Regions from separate parts of the Homo sapiens genome. Here region 1 is linked to region 2. Evidence: chromatin loops called from intact Hi-C (ENCODE). Cell type or tissue: PC-3. All regions are shown on one strand. Links, peaks and the distances in the headings refer to the core of each region. The heading gives the core; the rest is flanking DNA. Region 1 overlaps LINC01727 (long intergenic non-protein coding RNA 1727). Region 2 has its middle 110 kb from the start of LINC03083.

Region 1 (4,395 bases), core at 67-4,066, 750 kb after region 2:
TACACGCAGCACGATAGCATTGCTGAAGGAAACAGAACCTCATAAACTACAAAGCGTGACCACAGGTTTTCTAAGGGTACATACCTCATAGAAAATAATTTGTAGTGCAACATCCAAAACGATGACAATATCTCCTGTAGTAGGAGAGGAGGAAACCGAGAGCAGTGGTGCTCAAAGGGGATTTTTAGTCTTACTTGTAATTCTTGGAGTTTTTTTTTTAATGAGGAAACATTACTCATGTCTTATTTATGTAGTAATAAAATCATGTCAGAAATCTGGGTATACTGATGAGCATGACTATCACCCCGGCAACGTCTATCTGAGTAAAGGCCAAATAAAGACGAGAGAAAGAGACAAGAGCACTCACAGAGCAGTGCTCAAGGCCAGGGCCCATGACTCCAACTGCCAGAGCCTCTAGCTCCAGCTCCACCCCACAACCCACCCTGGCTGCGGCAGCCCTCAGAGGTTTCCTGGGCTTGCTGCCAGCTGTGGGGTTAGGAAGTTAAGAGAATGAACCCTGGAGCCAAGCCACCTGGCTTCCCATTTTTCCAATCTTTCCAAGCGATGCGATCCCTGGGGAAGTCAGGCACCCCTCAGTGCTTCAGCTCCCTTGAGTGTCAAGTGGGTACAAAAATATGGGGGTGTTATGGGAGTTAAATTAAATCATATGACCAAAATTTAGAATGGTACCTAGGACAGAGACATCTCCAAGTAAATATTATCTGCTACTATTAATCTTCAAAAGCTTTTTTTTCTTCCCTAGAAGTTTCTTTAGGGACTCAGATGTTTAATTTCCACTAAGACCAAGCCAGCTCCAAAGCCTCCTCCTTTATTTCAGATCCTTGATAAGTAGCAACATGGGAAGGTTTAAAAGAAAGTCAGGTCCAACATTTCCTTGTATGAATGGAGAAACTGAGGCCCAGAGACGCAAGTCTCATTGCTGATCCTCCCAGGAAGTTAGCAGAAGAGCTAGCCCAGACGTCCTCCCTCCTGACCCCTCTGGCCAGCTCTGTGACCATTGGCACTACACACTCCTCTGACAGAGGAAAGAGCGGGAGCTGAGCTGGGCGCCCTGGCTTATGCTTGGAATCCCAGCACTTCGAGAGGTTGAGGCAGGAGGATTGCTTGAGCCCGGGAGTTCAAGACCAGCCTGGGCAACATGGTGAAACTCCATCTCTACCAAAAATATAAAAAATTAGCTGGGTGTGGAGGTGTGCACCTGTAATCCCAAGCTACCTGAGAGGCTGAGGTGGGAAGATCACGTGGGACTATAGTGAGACATGACCACGCAACTGCACTCCAGTCTGGGCGATGGAGTGAGACCTTGTCTAAAAAAAAAAGGAAGCTGGAATTGGCTTGTGGAACAACAGAATTGTAATTTTTCTCAAAAGACTGACTTATTCCACTTTGGAAAATGGGCAAAATACTCCTGCAGCTCCGGCAACATTCTATGGGGTCCTCAGTTATGACCGTGACAATGGTACAGACAGGCTCGACCCTGCTGGTGCCACAGAGCAGGGACTGTGGGAGCCTGAAGATGAGCTTTCATGGCTCCAGGACAGGACAGAGAGGAGGCACCTCTGCAGGAGGCTCGGAGATTGAGATGTGCTCATTGCAGGCAGGCAGCTGTCCTTCCCATGGATGAGAGCAGCCCCTCTCTTCTGCAATATTGACCAGCAAAGAAAACAAAAACCATCTTCATACTTTTTCAGTAGAAAATGAAGCAGTTTATTTAATATTATTTGGATAACAAGCCTCCACATGAACAGGATTCGAATGTCAGTTGTCTTAGGGGAAAAAAGATTTATTGGTTGGTAAATATTGAGAAAGAAAAGCTGATAAAGAACAGTTTCAGCTGCGGCTTCTGCCCGGAGCAGGAGAACAGGCCTGTGTTGTATTTTGGGGCCCTGGGAAGGCAAAAAATTGTGAATGTCTTTCTTTGTTGGTGGGTGTAAAAGTGGAGCCCGCTACAAATAATTTCTTATTTCTTGTCGCATAGATTTTAAATTATGTAGCTTCCCTACCTTGTTAAGTATTAAAGCGGTCTTGTTTAAGGAAGAGACACTTAAATAATGAAGCTTATGTATCTTGTTTTCAGACATCAATATCTGGCTTTGAGTGGCACAAAGAAATAAAGGAATGTGGATTCAGACCTCACTGGGATGCTTGGCAATTCTAATTCTACCCCAGACTGCAAATGGACACACAACTGTTGTGACTTTTGTTGAAGAGGAGAAGGATGGGTGAGCATGTGACGTTGGGAAATTGTATTTTCTTCTTCGAGTTCTTCTGTTTCCGAATATTTAATCCTACTGTTTTCTTCTTTAGTGAAGGTCTCTTTAGTCAATAATCTCTTTGCTGAAATTGCTTCGGGCAGCACAGAAGCTGGATTCAGAAGCACACAGGTCTGGGGATGCAGGCTTCGGCCAGCCTGATGCAAGGAAAGACTGCCATCTCGTGGTCAGCTCAATCCTGGCACCTTGGTGAGGGACCAGGCTGCAGAAAACCAGGCTTGGGGAGGAAACGGTGCTGCAAACTGGATTTCTGCCGGACAGTGTGGATGCCCTTAGAAAACACCCAGAAAAGAGCTGAGTGCCCCCCAAGGTAGGCTTCAGTGAATCCTCTGCAGGTGTGTTGTCATCCCTTGAGCCAAACACATGCTTCACACACACGCTGCAGGCTGCGTGAAAATGAGGTAGAAATGTGGGGAAAACATAATCCCATGGAGAGAACAAAGAGCTGAACACGTAAATGCCTCCGGCGTGCCTGGCAGAGAGAACACTCAGGCTGAGAGAAGGGACAGTGACTTGTACCAAAGGTAGGCAAGTAGCCTCTGGGGTCTCAATCAGCAGGGCATCTGGTCAACCCTTCAGACAAAGTCAGGTCTGAGCAGGCAAGATCCATGGATCTGATTTATTAATATTTTTACAATTAAATAGAATCTGATTGTAAAACTGTTACATGTGTTGTAAGAAAAAAAGAAAAAAAGGAAGGATATAGAAATGTACAAAGAAGGAAATAAAAGACTGGAAGCGTCCTCACCTTAGGGACCCATTATTAACGCTTAGGTGGCCAATCTTCCAGACATCTTGCTACGAATATATTCAAACGGGAATTAAAAATGTACTTTTACACAAGTGCAATCAGACCTTGTACTCCTCTATCCCATAACCTACTTTTTCATTCAACACTATGACAGAAGCGTCTTTCCAGGTCCATAAATAAAGGTAGGCCTCATCGTTTTTTATCAATTACATAAAGCTAATGGTATATAATACTGATTTCATACCTGCTATATGCCAGGCACATACATGGTCTTGCATAATCTCATAATGACTCTACAGAACGGGAGTTTGTATTATGCCCATTAAGCAGATGAACAGGCTGTGGCACAAGAAAATTGATCAGCACTGCCAGGGTATCTGACCTCAGAGCCCAGGATCTTGACTAGTAGGCTAGAAATGAACATAATTTACTTACCAGTTTTCCAGTGATGGACATTAAGCCATTTCCTACTTTTCTGGTATAAAAAATAAGATTGCAGTGAAACTTTAGGGCATATACATCTTTGCACGTTAGTGAGTTCTCTCTAAGTTAACCTGAAAGCGGTGGGCTGTGGAGTTTGTGGGTCAAAGTGTATGCTCGATTTATGCTTTACTATGTGCCCGACTTCCCTCCAGGCAGCATGTGCCAGCTCACACTCCCAACAGCTGCGCAGGAGAATTTCCAGTGCCCCACGACCTTGTCAATACTAGGCTTCCTCATCAGTTTTTTCTCTCCTTTATTTTTCTTTAGGAAAAAAAAAACAGCCTTTGAAAAAAATTGTACGAACAAGTGCAATGTGTGCTTGTAAGTGCTTCACCAAATGTAGATCCACCCGGTGTTAACCTTTTGCCACATCTGCTCTCTATTAGTTTTTATCACACTTTGGAATTATCTATAGACATCATAACACTTGATGCCTAAATGCTTTGGTGTGTGTCTCTTAAGAACAAAGACACACCCTTACCTAAGCATAATATAATTGGTACACTTGGGAATTGCTAAAATACATTGCTAAAATACAGTTTTCTAATACAGAATCTATATCAAGTCATTGAATAAACACACTTCTTGACTTAAAATGAGATTACATCCCATAAACCCATAATAAGTTGAAAAAATGTAAGTAAAAATGCATTTAATACACTAAATCTGCTGAATATTATAACAATTTTGCCTACATTAAATGTGCTCAGAACACTTACATTAGCCTACGGTTGGAAAAAATTATCCAACACAAAGCCTATTTTATAATAAAGTGTTAGATATCACATGTAATGTATGGAATACTGTACTGAAAGTGAAAAACAGAATGGTTTTATGGGTTCTCACAATACGGTTTCCACTGAATGC
Region 2 (4,395 bases), core at 83-4,082:
AACAAGTGATAATGAGAAAAGAAAACATATTTCTTTGAGCTCTATCCCTGGGCAGGGAACTTTCTGGAACTCTGGTCCTCCCAACATTTCTCAGCACCTGAGCGGGAGGCATCTCAGCTCTGCTCACCAACGAGATCTCCCAGTTAAAGCATGGTGCCTGTCATCTTCTGGCTCCACTTGGAGATGTCTGTGGTTGATTATTTTGCTGCTGATGCAGCAGTGTGAGTAGGGAGGCAAGCTACTGTCACCAAGGAGCTCTTTCCTGTTAGCCCTAAAGGGACTAGTATTCCTCTTTATTGGCACTGCCTCTCACTGCTGCTGAAACTCTCCATGCTGCCACCCAAGTTATTCACATATTGATTCAGCAAATAGTCAGAACCATGGATAACCCACTGTATACCAGGCTCTGCACTAGGCACCATGGATACAATGACTGGCTCCTGCTCTGTCCTTATAGAGCTTAAAGTTCAATGTTGGATGCACACACAAAATTCACAATGCAAACAGAGGAGGCTCTTCAGACCTAAGGTTGATTGGAAGGATAGATGAGAGGTCCCACTGGCCTGGTAAGCTAAGCTGAGGATTTTAGTTGTTTTTCAACAAGCAACAGAAAATCTTTGAAAAGTTTTGTTGTTGTTGTTTGTTTTTTTTTGAGATGAAGTCTTGCTCTGTTGCCCAGGCTGGAGTGCAGTGGCACAATCTCAGCTCACTGCAACCTCCACCTCCCAGATTCAAGCAATTCTCCTGCCTCAGCCTCCTGAGTAGCTGGGATTATAGGCACACGCCACCATGCCCAGCTAATTTTTGTATTTTTAGTAGAGATTGGGTTTCACCATGTTGGCCAGGCTAGTCTCAAACTCCTGACCTCAAGTGATTCTCCCACCTTGGCCTCCCAAAATGCTGGGATTACAGGCGTGAGCCACTGTGTCCATCCCTGAAAAGTTTTAATCCAAAGGGCAAGCTGGATCAGTTTGGGATTTGGGAGAATACTCTGACTCAGGGTGGAAGAGCGGATTGTAAGAAGGACAAATGGAAATGGGAAGAAGTGCTGGGAGGCTGCTGTGAGGGCACAGGAGAGACAGTGTAGCATGGACTGGGTCTGGCTGTGGCAGAGATGGGGAAGAGCACCACATCCCGCCAGTGTACAGGGCACTACTGCTTCAGGGCAGCCTGCGCTGGCCAAGAACCACAGCCATGTTTGCTCTGCACCAATCCAAGGAGATTCTCTCTGTTTTCCTATTGTGACAGTCTGAGATCTTGGTCCCAAAGAAGCGTTGATTTACACTATCCATTCTAACATGTGCCTGGGAGGTCAGCCCCATCACTCGTCAGTCGTGTTCAGGGATGTTGCAATCCAGAGATGAACACAGCTTGGGCTTCAGCTGGCTACCTACAGGGGGATGGTAATGCCTAGGGGATTGGCTGGTTGTCAGAGAATGGAAAATAAGCTATGTTTTGGAGGCACAGGAAAATTTCAGAATCACCATTTGGTAACATTTCCATTATGTAACAGTGGACAGTTAAACAGATACGTTTCAGCACACTGTAAGCCGGGTGGGTGGCCCAGAGTTTCTATGTAGAAACCGTTGTTGGGTTGGAAGCGGCTGGTAGTGAGGTGGGGACCTTGAAGCCACATGTCTATTTCACCTCTTAGAAGGCTGAGAAAATGTCAGTTGCTTATATTTTTAAAAATGGAGGACTTGATGGAAATGGGACAACGGGACAAAATCGCACACACACACACACACACACAAACACACACACACACACCCCTTCCTCATGCCCAAGGGTCCTGCCTGGAGCATCCGTTTTCTACGATAAAGGTTAAGACAGTGCTGTTGACAGGTGCTTTAAAAGCATAAGGAACTAACTTCCTGGGACAGTCATGAGAAAAGCAAGACATTGCTAAAAATATGCACTCTTGCCCATTTGGGCGACGGTCTAAGCTCCTGAAAGCTTAGACAGTAGAAGACAAGTTAGTCATCGTCATTCTTTTCTGCTGATTTCAACCAAAGTAAGTACCCGTTTCCTCTGGGATCTAGCCCCTCAACAGCTGTTAGCAAAAACTAAGCCAGCAGGGGGCGCACAAGCACAGCAATGCTTGCAATACTGCCATTGGCCATGATTCTCTCCTGCCTCTGCAAGATAGAAATTAGGAAGGGAATGACTGTGGCGTTAGGCTGTACATGGACTTAAAGAGGCATGTAGAATCCTAAAAAGCAACATGAATTCTTTTCACTGTTGGAATGGAAGGCAATTTATACAGCATTTCTTAATTGCATTACATAGCATCTCTTAATTGAAATCAACTAAAGCTTCCTTAACTATTATTTTTAAAATTTAGTAGGGCAATTAAAAAAAAGAAAGTTATTATAGCTCTCAGCCATAACAACTCAAATAGCACATATTTGGGAGAAATGATAAAGAAAAAACTGGAAATACTGGATTCCTTTCTCAAAGCTCAAAAAGACAATGAAAGGGATGAAGGCAGAAATGACACTTAAGCAATAAACACATTCAAGTAAACATCAGTTTCTGAACACACTCCATTTCCATTGGCATCTGAGCATAGATCTTAATTCAAGAGGTTTAACCTGCTTCAGAGAAAATGAATAAAAGAGAATGTAGCACAATGCTTGAAGATCTTCACATTTATAGACTGGTGAACTCTCTCACCCACACACTGTAATTTGGGTGGCGTTCCTTCAAAACTATTAAGGCATCTTCATTGGAGCTGGGGTAATTCTAAGCAACACTAATGGTGTGCTCGATGTTACTGTAAGTGAGATAAATGATAGCAAACTTGTATGAGCAGGTGCATCTAATAACAGAGGCGTAGAAGCATAATACAGCAAGAAAGAAATGTTCAAATGCAGAAAATAAGAGCTCACGGAATCACTATGAGTGTGTTAGTGTGCATTACGGAGTGAACGATGTGTGTGTCTGACCACTTTGTCCACATCTCTATCTCTGGTGCACCCAACTTCTTTGAAAAATCAGAGTCAAAACCAGTGAGAGGAAGCCCTCATGTGTTTTCGGTCTCCACTTCCAGAAAACCTCAAGACATTTTTATTGGAGGAATAAAGAAAAAGCCCTTGAATTACAGAGTACTCAATGGGTCTAGGAGAATGAGTCTCTAATACTCACTCACATTCAAGGGAAATGACACATTTATCCATTTCAGGCTCAACTCTTTTAGACTGAAGAAAATCTAAAACAAATAGATATGGCTTACAGCATTGCCCATCTAATTAGTTTTCTTCCTGCACCAAAGGTGGTTGATGTTATGTGTTTTCTCCATATCCCGTGAAAGAAAGCTCTGGAGAACTTAGCTCACTTCCTCTAGAGAGAGTTCTTGAAGAGGAGGGAAGAGATGGAGCTGGCAAAATTTGGGCAAATATTCTTAGTCTTTGGCATAGAAATATATTGAGGAGTGAAAAGAAGCACTAAAAAAAAAAGACACCATCTTTTGGCCTCTAGTCCTAAGAATTTTAAGATTGTACTTTTTTTTTTTTTTAGATGAAGTCTCTCTCTATAGCCCAGGCTGGAGTACAGTGGTGCGATCTCCACTCACTGCAAACTCTGCCTCCCAGATTGAAGTGATTCTCCTGCCTCAGCCTCCTGAGCAGCTGGGATTACAGGTGTGCACCACCACGCCAGGCTAATTTTTGCATTTTTAGTAGAGAGAGGGTTTTGCCATGTTGGCCAGACTGGTCTCAAACTCCTGGCTTGAAGTGGTCCATCCGCCTTGTCCTCCTGAAGTGCTGGGATTACAGGTGTGAGCCACCATGCCTGGCCAGATTGTACCTTTAAATGACTCAATAGAAATGAGTTTCAGTAAGACATCATTCTGTGTGGGAAGCCACTTGCCTAGTTCTCTCAGAACTCCAGAACCCTGGCTGTAATAACTGGGCAAGTTTCATTCAACCGTGGTGGCCACACACAGTCCCTTTGTGTAAGGTTTGTGAATTTGAAATCTTTAGAAGATAACAAAAGAACTTGTAAATGATTGGACCCACACCCAGAGAGAGAGAGACCTGTATACATTCTTCCATGCAGAAAATAAACTGGAAATCTAACGCACAAAAATATTTTTGAAACCACATTATCGAGGTATGATTGACTTGTATAAAGCTGTGTGTAATTAATGTGTACAACTTGATGAGTTTGGGGAGAAGCAGACACCAGTGAAATCATCACTACCATCAAGGCCATAGACATCCATCCCTTCCCAAAGTTTCTTCCCATCTCCTCTATTATAATAATTATTAGTGTGTGTGGTAAGAACACTTTAAAAGATTTGACATAGACTATTAGTTCCTCCTCAGAAAGGAGTTGATGGGATTTCAGAGGTGGCGTGGCTTGGAGTTGCTCTTCTCTTGATGTCCCCTGAGG

What was found. A loop is a pair of places that touch in the nucleus more often than their neighbours do. Peaks named below come from ENCODE experiments on the same cell type or tissue, not always from the same donor. Only the 100,000 strongest peaks of a DNase experiment are listed, where the experiment ranks them.
Region 1: a loop joins it to region 2, with 11 times the contacts of the local background. A loop is called at or near these places in 16 of 110 quality-filtered maps.

The regions. Positions count from the first base shown.
Region 1 is chr20:21,613,285-21,617,679 of GRCh38, forward strand. It overlaps LINC01727 (long intergenic non-protein coding RNA 1727), which reads left to right. Exons shown (of 4, transcript NR_109880.1): 3 at 2,099-2,243; 4 at 2,378-2,438. The region is part of intron 3 of LINC01726 (long intergenic non-protein coding RNA 1726); the gene reads right to left. Among named protein-coding and RNA genes, the nearest start is that of LINC01727, 45 kb to the left of the region's middle. In PC-3, for the core only: CTCF peaks have their summits at 2,458 (motif pointing left) and 2,659; a DNase peak (open chromatin) is centred at 2,447; H3K27me3 peaks cover 1,528 bases.
Region 2 is chr20:20,858,303-20,862,697 of GRCh38, forward strand. No RefSeq gene overlaps it. Among named protein-coding and RNA genes, the nearest start is that of LINC03083, 110 kb to the right of the region's middle. In PC-3, for the core only: a CTCF peak has its summit at 2,086 (motif pointing right); a DNase peak (open chromatin) is centred at 2,059; H3K27me3 peaks cover 628 bases.